Linked DNA regions of Homo sapiens: region 1 is linked to region 2. Evidence: chromatin loops called from intact Hi-C (ENCODE). Cell type or tissue: heart left ventricle. All regions are shown on one strand.

What was found. A loop is a pair of places that touch in the nucleus more often than their neighbours do. Peaks named below come from ENCODE experiments on the same cell type or tissue, not always from the same donor. Only the 100,000 strongest peaks of a DNase experiment are listed, where the experiment ranks them.
Region 1: a loop joins it to region 2, with 5 times the contacts of the local background. A loop is called at or near these places in 2 of 110 quality-filtered maps.

The regions. Positions count from the first base shown.
Region 1 is chr17:41,887,562-41,895,561 of GRCh38, reverse strand. ACLY (ATP citrate lyase) reads left to right here. Exons shown (of 29, transcript NM_001096.3): 15 at 2,388-2,529; 16 at 3,115-3,283; 17 at 7,859-7,963. It overlaps LOC124904005 (a long non-coding RNA gene), which reads right to left and starts at 2,377. Exons shown (of 2, transcript XR_007065757.1): 1 at 174-2,377. RefSeq lists a silencer at 1,819-2,019. In heart left ventricle, no CTCF peak of the experiment used is centred here; no DNase peak of the experiment used is centred here; H3K27ac peaks cover 320 bases.
Region 2 is chr17:41,758,384-41,766,383 of GRCh38, reverse strand. It overlaps JUP (junction plakoglobin), which reads left to right. Exons shown (of 14, transcript NM_002230.4): 6 at 1,317-1,461; 7 at 1,568-1,671; 8 at 3,063-3,401; 9 at 7,514-7,669; 10 at 7,866-7,985. Among named protein-coding and RNA genes, the nearest start is that of JUP, 24 kb to the left of the region's middle. In heart left ventricle, no CTCF peak of the experiment used is centred here; no DNase peak of the experiment used is centred here.

The DNA.
Region 1 (8,000 bases), 130 kb before region 2:
GGAGAACAGATTATGGCTGAGCGAGCCCTCCCCTCAGCGAGGCCAGAGGAGGCCTGGTGTAGGGGGCATAGCCCCTGGCACAGAGGTTCTCTCTGGAGCCTCTCTGCTGCTGGTGGGCTGAGGATACACCCTTCAGCTTTGGTTTCTCTGTGCTTGAGGAAGGGCCACTTTACCTCCACCCTTCCTGCTGGAGATGCTGGTAGGTTGGTAGATTCCAGGCTTTGTCTTGATTTCTGTAGCTGGCAGGGTAGATAGATCAGAGGCATGTGCACGTGCGTCACCTGGCGGGGGTGACATGATGCAGGCTTCCCCTGAGGATGGCGGGTCATGAACTCACACTTATATTCTCCCTCCTCACTTTCACAGTTGAGCTGCATTTTAAGTGATTGTGTAATCCTGGCTCTGATGCTGGATGACCTCGGACCTCAATCATTTGGCATCTCTGGGCTTCAGTTTCCTAGGACTGGGAAGTGGGAGAACTGGATTAGGTGGCTCCCCTTGTTCTGTGATCTCATGTCTCAGCAGAACCCGGGGGGTCTAGGTGACAGTAAATCCCAGGTATTTGCAACATCAGGAACCTTCTGTCATGAGAAGCTGTAAGGCTGTGATGGAAGAGGCAGGCCTGTACAGGGATTTAATGAGACCATGAACTTGGTTAGCCAAGCCTGCTCTAGTACAGTAGGTTAATTAATACGAGATGCCACTGGGCTAGATGCATCATTCTTCCTAGGGGAGCTCAGAACCTCCCTGAGGGCTGCTTTCCTCCTCTTGGACTTGCAGGGACCCAGAGGGGAAAGTCAACTGCCTGAAGCGTGGTAAAAGTCCTTTCCCTTTAGGCTAAGGACTGCACTTTTTTCTTTTTTTTTTTAAATATACTTGCTGCATTAAAATTTTCTTTTTAAAATTTTTGTGGGTACATAGTAGGGGTGCATGAGATATTTTGGTACAGGCGTGCAATGCGTAATAATCGCATCATGGAAGGTTTTTCTTTGTTGTTTTTTTTTTTGAGGTGGGGTCTCACTATGCCGCGGTGGCTGGTTTCGAATTCCTGGGCTCAAGTGATCCTCCCATCTCAGTCTCCTAAGTAGCTAGGACTCAAGCACGCACCACTATGCCCACCTAGAGAACTGCACTTCTACCAGCTCCTTTTGTTCCCTTACCCTTTTTTTTTTTTTTTTTTTTTTTGAGACAGGGTCTCACTCTGTGGCCCAAGCTGGAGTGCAGTGGTGCGATCTTGGCTCGCCGCAACCTCTGCCTCCTTGGTTCAAGTGATTGTGTGTTGGTTTCCCAAGAAGCTGGGATTACAGGTGCATGCCACCACGCTAATTTTTTTTTTTTTTTTTTTGAGATGGAGTCCCGCTCTGTCACCTGGGCTGGAGTGCACTGGCACGATCTCGGCTCACTGCAACCTCTGCCTCCCGGGTTCGAGCGATTCTCCCTGCCTCAGCCTCCTGAGTAGCTGGGATTACAGGTGTCCACCCCACCACACCCAGCTAATTGTTGTATTTTTATTAGAGACAGCGTTTCACCGCGTTGGCCAGGCTGGTCTTGAACTCTTGAGCTCAAGTGATCCACTGGTCTCAGCCTCCCAAAGTGCTGGGATTACAGGCGTGAGCCACCACACCTGACCTGCGCCTTACCTCTTAAGTGCCCACTGGAGGGTCTGTCCAAGAGCACTGTCCTGAGCAGGAAAGAGCCACCTGGTAGAAGGGAGAAGGACAGGAAAAACAGGAGAGCAGGTTGAGGGCACTGGCCCTGTGTAACTAGCTTGCTGCTCCTGCCTTGTGCAGAGCCCTGGCCAGAACCACAGTTAGCGATAAGGCTGCTGTGTCCTCAGCCCCGGCTGCACAAACCTCTTCTTTGGACCTACACTGACCTAGAATTCATGCTGATTCAAACCCTGACTGGAGCTGGTTTTATGTCCAGATTTACAGGGTAATAAGCATTGTTGGAACATAAGTCCTGAACCCACCAAAATTGGGCGAGCTAAGCATTTTTTTCCAATGACTTTAAAAATAATTTGTTAAGACCTCATTTGCATATAAGCTGATGACACACCTTGCCTGGGAAATGAAGCAGGTCCTATAGGAATTATCCTGGGCATCTTTGACTGTGGGGCCCTTCTTTCTCCATTCTTTGCAGAGCTACTTACCAGCTAGCAGGCCCTCTTAGCTTGATTTGCTCTTTCTGCCACCTTCTTCCAGAAAAATCGAGGCACCTCCTCCCCAAGTTCTCAGAATTCTGTCCTCTTGACATTCCTTTACGGTTGTGATGAGGCATCACCCTGTGGACATGGGGCGTGGAGGGGTCTGTCAGGCAGCCCTGGCCCCTGCAGGTCTCCTGGGGGTATGTGTTCTGGGTGCACTCTCTGTGTCTTTGCCCACCAGGAAAGAGCACCACCCTCTTCAGCCGCCACACCAAGGCCATTGTGTGGGGCATGCAGACCCGGGCCGTGCAAGGCATGCTGGACTTTGACTATGTCTGCTCCCGAGACGAGCCCTCAGTGGCTGCCATGGTCTACCCTTTCACGTGAGTTACCCCATGGCGGGAAATATCTCCTTCCTCTGCTAAGACAAAGCTTGGGGCTGGGCACAGTGGCTCATGCCTGTAATCCTAGCGCTTTGGGAGGTCGAGGTGGGAGAACTGCTTGAGCCCAGGAGTTTGAGACCAGCCCTGGGCAACATAGGGAGACCCCCATCTCTACAGATAATTTAAAAATTAGCCGGATATGGTGGTGTGCACCTGTAGTCCCAGCTACTTGGGAGGGTGAGGCAGGAGGATTGCCTGAGCCTTGGAGGTTGAGGCTGCAGTGAACTCTAATTATGCCACTGCACTCCAGCCCGGGTGACAGAGCAAGAACCTGTCTCAAAAGAAAAAAAAAAGGCAAGGCTTGAGGAGTCAGTGAGCTCATTCCCTTTGCTGGGGAAGGCTTTGCCCATCCTAGAGACAGAGGCAGTCAGTATTCCTGGGGGATCTTTGTCCCTTAGATGAAAATTCTTTGAGGGCACAGACCATGCCTTTTCTATCTTCTAGGTGAAATTCCTCCCCTCAGCTTCCCCTTCCCCAGTCCTGACAGGTTGAGGATATCCTAATTCTTCTTTTACTTTCTCACAGTGGGGACCACAAGCAGAAGTTTTACTGGGGGCACAAAGAGATCCTGATCCCTGTCTTCAAGAACATGGCTGATGCCATGAGGAAGCATCCGGAGGTAGATGTGCTCATCAACTTTGCCTCTCTCCGCTCTGCCTATGACAGCACCATGGAGACCATGAACTATGCCCAGGTAGATCACTGGGCTCTGGAGGGTGGGGGGTGGGGACCATGAACTATGCGCAGGTAGATCACTGGGCTCTAGGGGACAGAGGGTGGGGAAGCAGGAATGGCTCCTGGTTGATGTCCCGTCACTGCTGCCTGGGACAAAGGGCTGGGGATTTGGGAGTAGCCAGTGGTTTAGGTGGAAATGGTTGGAGACACATGATCTTCAGAAGTCAGGATAGTGACTTAGGGCAGGTCAGTCTGGGCAGAGGCTGCTTATCTGGGCTTACAAAGAGGCTGCTCAGGCCTGGGACAGTGACTTATGCCTGTAATCCTAGGACTTTGGAAGGCAGAGGCAGGAAGATTGCTTGAAGCCAAGAGTTCAAGACCAGCCTAAGCAATAAAGCGAGACCCATTCTCTACAAAAAGCTTAAAAATTAGTCAAGCCAGGCATGGTGACTCACACCTGTAGTCCCAGCTACTCAGGAAGCTGAGGCAGGAGGATCAATTGATCACCCAGGAGTTCAAGGCTGCAGTTAGCTATGATCATTCCATGGCACTCCAGCGTGGGTGGCAGAGCAAGACCCTGTCTTTAAAAAATTAAATAAAGTAAAATAAAATATACGCTGGGCATGGTGGCTTATGCCTGTTATTCCAGCACTTTGGGAGGTCAAGGCAAGAAGATTGCTTGAGCCCAGGAGTTTGAGACCAACAAAGCAAGACCCTGTCCCTATAAAAAAATTAAAAAAAAAAAAGAATTAGCTGGACATGGTGGCATGTGCTGGCTGAGGTAGGATGATCACTTGAGCCTGGGAGGTCAAGGCTACAGTGAGTTGTGATCACACCACTGCACTTCAGCCTAGGCAGCAGAGTGAGACTCTAAATAAATAAATAAATAAATGTTAAATAAATAAATGAGGTGGCTCAGGCTCCACCCCACCCCCACTATATCCTCTCTGTGCTATGCATAACTGGCTTGAAAACTGGGATTGGCTGGATGCCATGGCTTGTGTTTGTTGGGCGGCAGAGGCGGGGGTATTGTTTGAGGCTAGGGGTTCGAGACCAACTTGAACAACACAGCAAGACCTTGTCTGTACTTAAAAAAGGATTAGCCAGGCATGATGGCACTCACTAGTCCCAGCTAGTAGGGAGGCTAAGGTAGGAGGATCGCTTAAGCTCAGGAGGTTGAGGTTGCAGTGTGCTGTTATCATGCCATTGCACTCCAGCCTGGGCAGCAGAGTAAGTCCCAGATCCTGTCTCAAAAACAAACAAAAAAACAAATCAGGATTAAAGCACTTTATTTTATGTATGTTTGTATTTATTTATTTTTTTTTTTTGAGACAGGGCCTCACTCTGTCACACAGCCTCCACTTCCCAGGCTCAAGTGATTCTCGTGCCTCAGCCTTCTGAGTAGCTGGGATTACAAGCACATGCCACCACACCTGGCTTTTTTTTTTTTTTTTTTTTTTGTACAGATGGGGTTTCACCATGTTGGCCAGACTGGTCTCGAACTCCTGGCCTTAAGTGATCCACTCACCTTGGCCTCCCAAAGTGCTGGGATTACAGGAGTGAGCCACTGCACCTGGCCTATTTTAATTAAAAAAAATTTTTTTTTTTTGAGACAGAGTTTCACTCTTTTTGCCCAGGCTGGAGTGCAATGGTGCAATCTCGGCTCACCGCAACCTCCGCCTCCCGGGTTCAAGTGATTCTTCTGCCTCAGCCTCCCAAGTAGCTGGGATTACAGGCGCCTGCCACCATGCCCGGCTAATTTTTTTTTTGTATTTTTAGTAGAGACGGAGTTTCACCATGTTGGCCAGGGTGGTCTCGATCTCTCGACCTCGTGATCCGCCCGCCTCGGCCTCCCAAAGTGCTGGGATTACAGGCGTGAGCCACCGCGCCCGGCAAATTTTTTTTTTTTTTTTCAATCGGTCAGCTTCCCAAGCCAGAGGAGGCTCAGAAAGACTCCAACATTTCATTATAAAAATATTACATATTTATTATAGAACAGTTTCAAAATACTGATAAATACTGTTTTGTTGAAAATAAATACTTGAGGTCCCATTTCAGAAAAACATGACTGCTGCTATGACGGTATGTCCTTATCTACCCCCTTTTCTAGATTTGAGCAAAGGGAATAATACTGTATGCCACTCATATAATCTGCTTTCTTCAGTTGCTCTTTCCACATCAGTAAGCACTAACTGGCAGCATCACTTTTGCTTTTGCAAATCTTGTGATGGGCAATCTCGGATTAACATTTGCCTATATCCTTAATTATTCCCTAAGCATAAATTTCTAGAAGTTGAACTACTGCATCAGAAGGTGCAGGTTTGAGGCTGGGTGCGGTGACTCACATCTGGAATCCCAGGACTTTGGGAGGCCAAGGTGGGTGGATCATTTGAGGTCAGGAGTTCGAGACCAGCCTGGCCACCGCCTCTACTAAAAATAAAAAAAATAGCTGGGTATGGTGGCAGACACCTGTAGTGCCAGCTACTTGGGAGGCTGAGGCAAGAGAATCACTTGAATCCGGGAGGTGGAAGTTGCAGTGAGCCAAGGTCGTGCTATTGTACTCCAGCCTGGGCGACGAGAGACTCCATCTCAAAAAAAATAAAATTAGGATATTGATTATTTTGTTGAAAATTATCATCTGATCCCAGACTGGCTTATTTCAGTTTATGACTGGAGAATATAAAATTGTCTTGATACCTAGAGGAAGTGAAAAAATACATTTGCTGAAAATGAGCTACTTCTTTTTTTTTTTTTTTTTTTTTTTTTTTTTTTTGTGAAATGGAGCCTTTCTCCATCACCCAAGCTAGAGTGAGTACAGCGGCGTGATCTCAGTTCACTGCAACCTCCACCTCCCGGGTTCAAGCAATTCTCCTGTCTCAGCCTCCCGAGTAGCTGGGACTACAGGCGCCTGCCACCACGCCCAGCTAATTTTTGTATTTTCAATAGAGATGGGATTTTACCTTTTTGATCAGGCTGGTCTTGAACTCCAGGCCTCAGGTGATCCAACCGCCTCGGCCTCCCAAAGTGCTGATATTACAGGCGTGAGCCACCACGTCCGGCTGCTGCTTCTTTAGTTTAGGGCAGAGGTTGGCAAACTATGGCCCAAGGCAAAACCTAGCACATCACCTAGTTTTAGGGCTGTTTTTTGTTTGTTTGTTTGTTTTTGTTTTTTGTTTTTTGAGACAGAGTTTTGCTCTCATTGCCCAGGCTGTAGTGCAGTTGTGTGATCTCGGCTCACCGCAACCTCTGCCTTCCAGGTTCAAGTGATTCTCCTGCCTCAGCCTCCCAAGTAGCTGGGATTACAGGCATGCATCACTATGCCTGGCTAATTTTGTATTTTTAGGAGAGATGGGTTTTCTCCATGTTGGTCAGGCTGGTCTCAAACTCCCAATCTCAAATGATCTGCCCACCTTGGCCTTGCAGATTGCTGGGATTATAGATGTGAGCCACCGCGCACAGCCAGGGGTTTTTGTTTGGTTTTAAAGAGACACACATACTGCTCTGTAGCCCAGGCTGGAGTGCAGTGATGCAATCATGCAACTCACTGTAGCCTCAACCTCCTGGGTTCAATTGATCCTCCTACCGGGTCTCCCTGTGTTGCCCAGGCTGGCCTTGAACTCTTGGGCTCAAGGGATCCACCTGCCTTAGACTCCCAAAGTGCTGGGATTACAGGCATGAGCCACTCTACCTGGCCCCTACAATACTATCTTGACCCTTTACAGAAGTTTGCTGGCCCTGGTTTAGAGCCAAAGAGAAGTGATTCCTGGATCTGTCCCATGCCCCTCCCACCCCGCCTCTGGGCTGAGTGTAGAAGCAGCTCATTTCTCTTAAACGCTGACCCTGTCCTGTGGGGATGGTGACAAGACTCGGAGGGTCCCATGAAGAAAAGCCTTAGATAGCTGCTTTATGAGCAGGCACAGGAACAGGTAGACAACAGGAGGGTGTGAGCTTTTGGGTGAGAGTGAACGTAGCTGCTATGACTGTAGCAGGGCTTCCGAAATACCTGCCTCTCTTGGGTGGATCACTGTGGTGTTAGCTAGTGGAGATCAGTTTCGGCTATCCACCACTTGTGTTTTCAGGAGATGGTTAGAGTGATTACGAGCAGAGGCCTGTGGGAAGAATGAGATGCATATTGGTTTTGTTTTTTCGTTTTGTTTTGTTTTTGTTTTTGAGATGGAGTCTCGCTCTGTCACCCAGGCTGGAGTGCAGTGGTGCCGTCTCAGCTCACTGCAACCTCCACCTCCCGGGCTCAAGCAGTTCTCCTGCCTCAGCCTCCCTAGTAGCTGGGATTATAGGCGCGCACCACCATACCCAGCTAATTTTTGTATTTTTAGTAGAGACGGGGTTTTGCTACGTTGGCCAGGCTGGTCTCGAACTCCTGACCTTAGAAGATCCACCCTCCTCGGCCTCCCAAAGTGCTGGGATTACAAGCATGAGCCACCGCGCCCGGCTGATATGCATATTGTTAACATTACTTTGTTCTTGGACCCTGGAAGAGGACATGTGGAATGGGAGGTGGGCCCTTAAACGGTGCTGTCTTGTTGCCCTTTCTGAGGCAGAGAGTTAACAGGAAGGGACTTTTGTCATCCTCTAGATCCGGACCATCGCCATCATAGCTGAAGGCATCCCTGAGGCCCTCACGAGAAAGCTGATCAAGAAGGCGGACCAGAAGGGAGTGACCATCATCGGACCTGCCACTGTGAGCTTCCCCTCCGGAAAGCCTTTTACGTTCGATG
Region 2 (8,000 bases):
TAATAATGACAGATTGCCTTTCCTTTCCCCTTTCCCCCTCCCCTTTCCTTTTTCCTTTTCCTTTTCCTTTTCCTTTCCCTCTCTTCCTCTCTTTCTTCCTTCCTTCCCATTCTTTCCTTTTCTTTCTTTTTTGAGACAGGGTCTCACTGTGTTACCCAGGCTAGAGTGCAGTGGCATGATCCTAGCTCACTGCATCCTCAAACTCCTGAGCTCAAGCATTCCTCCCATCTTAGTCTTCCTGATAGCTAGGACTATGAGAACATACTACTGAGCTAATTAGCACCCGGGCTAAGTTTTAAATTTTTTGTGGGGATGGTGTCTTGCTCTGTTGCCCAGGCTACCCTCAAGGAATCCTCCTGCTTCAGCCTCCGAAATGCTGGGATTAAAGTCATGGGCCACCATACCCAGCCTACAGATAGCATTTCATTAAGTGGAGACCTCAGGCTTTATTCTGAGGGAGGGTATTTAGATTGCTCCTATTCCACCTTTATAAACAATGCTGTAATGAATGTCTAGCCTTTGTCAAAGAGCGGAAAAAATTCTCATCAATTTTTAACACTTCTAGGCTTTTCCCCAAATGGCCAGATTGATTTCCAGAAGGACTGGACTAATTTCCAGTGCCATAACTGGTAATGGGTGTGCATATAGTTTTGTCATGTCCTTGTCAGCACTGGGTATTATCCTTTTTTCAAAATTTTGGCTTACATAACAGTCATGAAACTATTGGGGTGGGCTGGGTGTGGTGGTTCACGCCTGTAATCCCAGCACTTTGGGAGGCAGAGGCGGGTGAATTGCCTGAGGTCAGGAGTTTGAAACCAGCCTGGCCAACATAGTGAAACCCTGTCTCTACCAAAAACTACAGAAATTAGCCGGGCGTGATGGCACACGCCTGTAATCCCAGCTACTTGGGAGGCTGAGGCATGAGAATTGCTTGAACCCGGGAGGCGGAGGTTGTAGTGACCTGAGATCGTGCCACTGCACTCCAGCCTGGGTGACAGAGCGAGACTCTATCTCAAAAAAAAAAACAAAAAAACTTATTGGGGTGCTTGGCTGGGTGTGGTGGCTCACATCTGTAATCCCAGCACTTTGGGAGGCTGAGGTGTGAGGATCACTTGAGGCCAGGAGTTCTAGACCAGCCTGGGCAGCATAGTGAGACCCCCATCTTTATAAAAAGAAAAAAATACATTAAAAGAAAAAAACGAACTATTCGTGCTTTAGCTGAAGCTCAGTAATGACAGTTCTGTCTCCTGTCCCGCGCTTCCTTGTTCCTGTCATATTCCCCGTCCATCTCACACTCATTCCCTCTTTACCCATAGCTGATCATCCTGGCCAATGGTGGGCCCCAGGCCCTCGTGCAGATCATGCGTAACTACAGTTATGAAAAGCTGCTCTGGACCACCAGTCGTGTGCTCAAGGTGCTATCCGTGTGTCCCAGCAATAAGCCTGCCATTGTGGAGGCTGGTGAGTATGATGGCCTTGAGGGCGGCTGGGGTGGGAGCTCTGCCCAGCTGCCAGGCTCAGTCAGCCATGCTCCCCGTGGCTGATGGCACCCCTATCCCTGCCCCAGGTGGGATGCAGGCCCTGGGCAAGCACCTGACCAGCAACAGCCCCCGCCTGGTGCAGAACTGCCTGTGGACCCTGCGCAACCTCTCAGATGTGGCCACCAAGCAGGTGAGGGAGGTATCTGGGCCTGGGGTTGACCTCTTCAGCTGCCCCATCCAGCCTCCTGTCTGGGCATCTGACCTGAGGTACTGTGGGAGGACTGGGGGCTCTAAATCTCTCTTCCTTGTGACTGAGGCTGGAAATGCCTTGAAAACCCTCATCTCTTTTTTTTTTTTTTTTTTTTTTTCTGACGGAGTCTCACTCTGTCACCTAGGCTGGAGTGCAGTGGTGCAATCTCGGCTCACTGCAAGCTCCGCCTCCTGGGCTCAAGTGATTCTCCTGCCTCAGCCTCCCGAGTAGTTGGGACTACAGGCACCTGCCATCATGTCTGGCTAATTTTTGTATTTTTATTAGAGACAGGGTTTCACCATGTTGGGCAGGCTGGTCTTGAACTCCTGACCTCAGGTGATCCACCCGCCTTGGCCTCCCAAAGTGCTGGGATTACAGGCGTGAGCCACCACATCCAGCAAAAGAACAGTTTTGACCTGGGCCCTGGGCTGGAGCAATAGTGTACCAAGAGACAGGCCCCCATGACTAAAAATACAATTTAAGGAAAAATGCAGCTCCAGGGCAAGTGCCCTGTGCCTCCTTCCAACAACCATTCCCCAGGCCTCCCCTAGCAATATGCTGTTTATCAAGTGCTCACCCTGTGCTGGCCCTCTGCGTGGCATTTGTGGACAGTAGCTCATTCAACCTGGGGTTAGAGTGTGGGACCCTGTGGGTTAGATGAAGACACTGAGGCTCGGGGAGCTAATGGCCATGGTCACAGGTAGTAAATGGCAGAACTGGGATTTGAACCCAGGACTGTCCGTCCCCAAAGCTGGGGTTTTTCTGTTCCACCACAAGGCCCACGTGTCTCCCTGGGAGAAGTGAGATAGACGTCTGAGGTAGTGATTTTACTGGAAATGGATTTGGCTCAGGGCCCCAGGGTGGTGGGGCAGCAGTGAAGGCCCAGAAAGGTGACAAGCGAGTAGACATGGCTCAGCTGGGCCACTGAATCATGCGGCCCCCTCAACAATTGCCTCCTGGTCTCGAGGCCTCCCTTGGCCACCGTACTTTGGCCTGAGGAGGGTTCTGCCTGGGTCTGAGGGCCCCAGGGAAAGGCTGATGAGTTGGAGGGAAGAGATGTGGGGCTTAGAGCCAAGCCTGGGTTCAGATCCAGCCACTAGCTGTGTGTCTGTGGGCAAGTTCCCCAACCTCTCTGAGCCTCATTGCCTCACTTGCACCACAGGATAGTAACGCCCTCTCACAGGGTGTGGCGGGTCATAGGGATGAAAGTTCCCGGGCACACACAGGCAGGGCTGACCCCTTTAGGTCATCCCACTCCCCTTGGACATATTCGAGAAGGCTCCCTGGAGTTGGCTGCTCCCTGACTCCCCCGTCCCTTCCTTGCCCTCCAGGAGGGCCTGGAGAGTGTGCTGAAGATTCTGGTGAATCAGCTGAGTGTGGATGACGTCAACGTCCTCACCTGTGCCACGGGCACACTCTCCAACCTGACATGCAACAACAGCAAGAACAAGACGCTGGTGACACAGAACAGCGGTGTGGAGGCTCTCATCCATGCCATCCTGCGTGCTGGTGACAAGGACGACATCACGGAGCCTGCCGTCTGCGCTCTGCGCCACCTCACTAGCCGCCACCCTGAGGCCGAGATGGCCCAGAACTCTGTGCGTCTCAACTATGGCATCCCAGCCATCGTGAAGCTGCTCAACCAGCCCAACCAGTGGCCACTGGTCAAGGTACTGCTGTTAGGCGAGGGGAAGGAGCTCCCTGCAGCAGGCTTAGGTGCTGTATTGGTATAGGCAAAGCCGCTGTAGCAAAGAAGCCCTAAATACAGTGGCTCGAATAAGACAGAAGTTTATTTCTCTCTCGTGTAATAGTTTAGACCTCAACAATGGCTCTGCTCTAAAATTCCAGAATTGGGATTTCTATCTTGTAGCTCTACCAGCCCCTAGGGCAGAGCTCAGAGTTCAAAATGCACATGAGTACCCTGGGTGGTTTCATTAAATTGCAGGTTCCAGGGCCAGGCACGGTGGCTCATGCCTGTAATCCCAACACTTTGGGAGGCAAAGGTAGGAGGATTGCTTGAGGCCAGGAATTTGAGACCAGCCTGGACAACATAGCAAGACCTGTCTCGACAACAATAACAACAACAGAAATTAGCCAGGTGTGGTGGTGCACGCCTGTGGTCCCAGCTACTGGGGAGGGGAGGCTCAGGTCGGAGGATCGCTTGAGCACAGGAGTTGGAGGTTACAGTGAGCTATGATTGCATCAGTGCACTCCAGCCTGGGTGACAGAGCAAGAACCCGTGTCTTAAAAGAAAAGAAAAACAGGAGGCTGGGTGCAGTGGCTCACATCTGTAGTTCCAGCACTTTGGGAGGTGCAGGCAGAGGCGGAAGCGGAAGGATCACTTGAGGCCAGGAGTTTGAGACCATCGTGGGTAACATAGTGAGACACCCATCTCTTACAAAAAATTTGGAAAAAAAAAAAAGCCCAAACAAATAAACAATCTAAAACACACACACACACACACACACACACACACTCTCTCTCTCTCTCTCTCTCTCTCTCTCTCTCTCTCTCTCTCTCTCTCTCTCTGTCTCTCTGCAGGCCTGCTGCAGAGGGCTTGCCATTCTGTATGTCTTTTTTTTGTTGTTTTGAGACAATGTCTATTGCCCAGGCTGGAGTGCAGTGGTACATTCTTGGCTCACTGCAACCTCTGCTTCCCGGGTTCAAGTGATTCTCCTGCCTTGGCCTCCTGAGTAGTTGGGATTACAGGTGCACGCCACCATGTCTGGATAATTTTTGTATTTTTAGTAGAGATGGGATTTTGCCATGTTGCTCAGACTGATCTTGAACTCCTGAACTCAAGTGATCCACCAGCCTCAGCCTCCCAAAGTACGGGGATTACAGGTGTGAGACACCAGGCCCGGACAATTCTGTATTTCTTCTTTTTTTTTTTTTTTTTGAGACGGAGTTTTGCTCTTATTGCCCAGGCTGGAGTGCAATGGTGCGATCTCGGCTTACTGCAACCTCCGCCTCCCGGGTTCAAGCGATTCTCCTGCATTTTTTAGTAGAGACGGGATTTCTCTATGTTGGTTAGGCTGGTCTTGAACTCCTGACTTCTGGTGATCCACCCACTTTGGCCTTCCAAAGTGCTAGGATTACAGGTGTGAGCCACTGCACCTGGCCCAATTCTGTATTTTTAACAAGCTCGCAGGTGCTGCTCCATGGAGCACATTTCTTATGCCACTGGGTGTAGACGAGAGGGTTGTCCTCACACGAATGAGTGGACTGTATCATCCCCACGGATGTGTTCTAGCCCTGAGAACTGGGGATGGCTAGCGGCCACCAGAAAGTGGCACACATCACTCCTGCTCACACCCCAGAACTTGGTCATTCAGCCACATCAAGGTGCAAGGAGGTTAGGAAGTGTGATCACCAGCCAGATGGCCGTGTGTCCTGCTGAAAATCAGGAGAGCCACTACAGAGACACAGGGCACAGAGGATTCTGGGGACGCTTAGCATCTCCCATAGGGAGTTGGGTGTGTGAAGGAGTGGGGTCTTCTTCTTGAGGCTACCTGGGTGGAAGAGAGCTAGCTGTGTGTCACTTCCCTGTCAGGTGGGGGAAGTGAGAGTGGGTCAGGGTGTGGGCAGACCCAAGGGACAGAGTTATGGGGGAAAGCGTTTGTGTGTGTGTATATCTATATGTAGAGACAAGGAAGGCAGCCAAAGGCAAGGTGGCATCTGGTGCCAGAGAGTGAGGAAGCTACCATCGATGAGGGTCTTGTCAACGGGCACAGGAGCCAGCTGGCAGGGGCATCCGCCAGCTACATTTAAGACAATTTAATAGTACAGACAGGCCAGGCGCAGTGGCTCACGCCTGTAATCCCAGCACTTTGGGAGGACGGGGCGGGAGGATTACCTGAAGTTAGGAGTTCGAGACCAGCCTGGCCAACATAGTAAGTCCCCGCCTCCACAAAAAATACAAAAATTAGCTGGCCATGGTGGCATGTGCCTGTAATCTCAGCTACTCGGAAGGCTGAGGCAGAAGAATTACTTGAACCCGGAAGGCAGAGGTTGCAGTGAGCTGAGATCGCTCATTGCACTCCAGCCTGGGTGACAGAGAGAGACTCCGTCTTGGAAAACAAAAACAAAAAACATGGCCAGGCGTGGTGGCTCACGCCTGTAATCCTAGCACTTTGGGAGGCCGAGGCGTGTGGATCACGAGGTCAGGAGATCGAGACCATCCTGGCTAACACGGTGAAACCCCATCTCTACTAAAAAAATACAAAGAAATTAGCCAGGCGTGGTGGCGGGCGCCTGTGGTCCCAGCTACTCAGGAGGCTGAGGCAGGAGAATGGTGTGAACCCGGGAGGCGGAGCTTGCAGTGAGCTGAGATCGCGCCACTGCACTCCAGCCTGGGCGACAGAGCGAGACTCCGTCTCAAAAAAAACAAACAAAAAAACAAACAAACAAAAAAAACCCAGTGCAGATAAGAATGACTCTAAGTGATTCTACACATTGAATTATTATTTTTTATTATTATTATTATTTTTGAGACAGATTCTTGCTCTGTTGCCCAGGCTGGAGTGCAGTGGCATGATCTCAGCTCACTGCAACCTCCGCCTCCCAGGTTCAAGCAATTCCCGGCTAATTTCTGTATTTTTAGTAGAGACGTGGTTTCACCATGTTGGCCAGGCTGGTCTCGAACTCCTGACCTAAAGTGATCTGCCTGCCTTGGCCTCCCAAAGTGCTAGGATTACAGGCGTGAGCCACTGCGCCCGGCCTATACATTGAATTAAAAAAAGAAAATTCATGTTTAGAAAAAAAAATGTCATTGTGACCCCTCCTTGATGCTTGGTCCCTGCTGCAAACCTGAGGTGGGACTTTGCATCCTAACCCAGCAGCTAAGTGGCAAGTGACTTTGGCAAGTCATTTGCCCTGTGCTCACGTCCCCATCTCACATGATTTTCATCCCTGTCCTCCTGGCGTCTTGTTTTGAGGATGAAATAGATGACACCTTGAGAGGCTCTGGGAGGCCAGAGTGGCTCCTCTGAGTCAAAGACCCTGGGGAGGAGATCTCAGGACACCTCTTTCCAGAGCTGCCCTGCTGGGGATTAATGACAATGTGAGCACCACCCAAGCAGGAGGCTTCGGGGGCACCTAGAGCACAGAATTCCTGAGAATCAGGCTTGGAGGACTATCAGAAAAGCAAGCAAGGTCATGGTGTCTGTGGGGGGTGGTTAAGAAAGAGGGGACAGGGTGAGGGGCCAGGCATGGGGCTGGCAGGATGTTCTGGAATGGGGTGTCATTTTAGCAAGGGCTATTAGAATTAGCCATGAGCAGCCGGACGTGGTAGCCCACACCTGTAATCCCAGCACTTTAGAAGGCAGAAGCAGGCGGATCACCTGAGGTCAGGGGTTCGAGGCCAGCCTGCCCAACATGGCGAAACCCCGTCTCTACTAAAAATACAAAAAATTAGCTGGGCATGGTGGCAGGCACCTGTAATCGCAGCTACTCAGGAGGCTGAGGCAGGAGAATCGCTTGAACCCAGGAGGTGGAGGTTGCAGTGAGGTGAGATTGCACCACTGCACTCCAGCCTGGGTGACAAGAGCGAAACTCTGTCTCAAAAAAAAAAAAAAAAAAGAATTAGCCATGAGCACTCCCAGATCCTGTGGATTAAGTGACATGGCTGGGATGGTCTCCTTCTCTGGATATTTTCCAGTATGTCTGTGTCTGGCCTCGGGGACAGAAGAGGTGAAGGAGGGAAGGGATACTTGAAGCTGGGAAGCTGGGATCCTTCAGATGTCCAAGAAGTGCCCCTGATCACTGCCCCTTTTTTTGCCAGGCAACCATCGGCTTGATCAGGAATCTGGCCCTGTGCCCAGCCAACCATGCCCCGCTGCAGGAGGCAGCGGTCATCCCCCGCCTCGTCCAACTGCTGGTGAAGGCCCACCAGGATGCCCAGCGCCACGTAGCTGCAGGCACACAGCAGCCCTACACGGTATGTGAGCTGGTGGTGCCTCTGACAGCCTTCCTGGGGGGTCAGGGTGTCCTCTGTGGGTGTGTGTGTGAATGGGGAGGTCAGTTGCAACTGATGCCAATTCCAAGAACCTGTGAAGTTCATTCGGCTGTCATGGGGAGGAGTTGTGGCCATGTCCAAGGCACCTGTCCCATGCCCCCTGCCTCCTCTCACACAGGATGGTGTGAGGATGGAGGAGATTGTGGAGGGCTGCACCGGAGCACTGCACATCCTCGCCCGGGACCCCATGAACCGCATGGAGATCTTCCGGCTCAACACCATTCCCCTGTTTGTGCAGGTGAGTCTGGGGCAG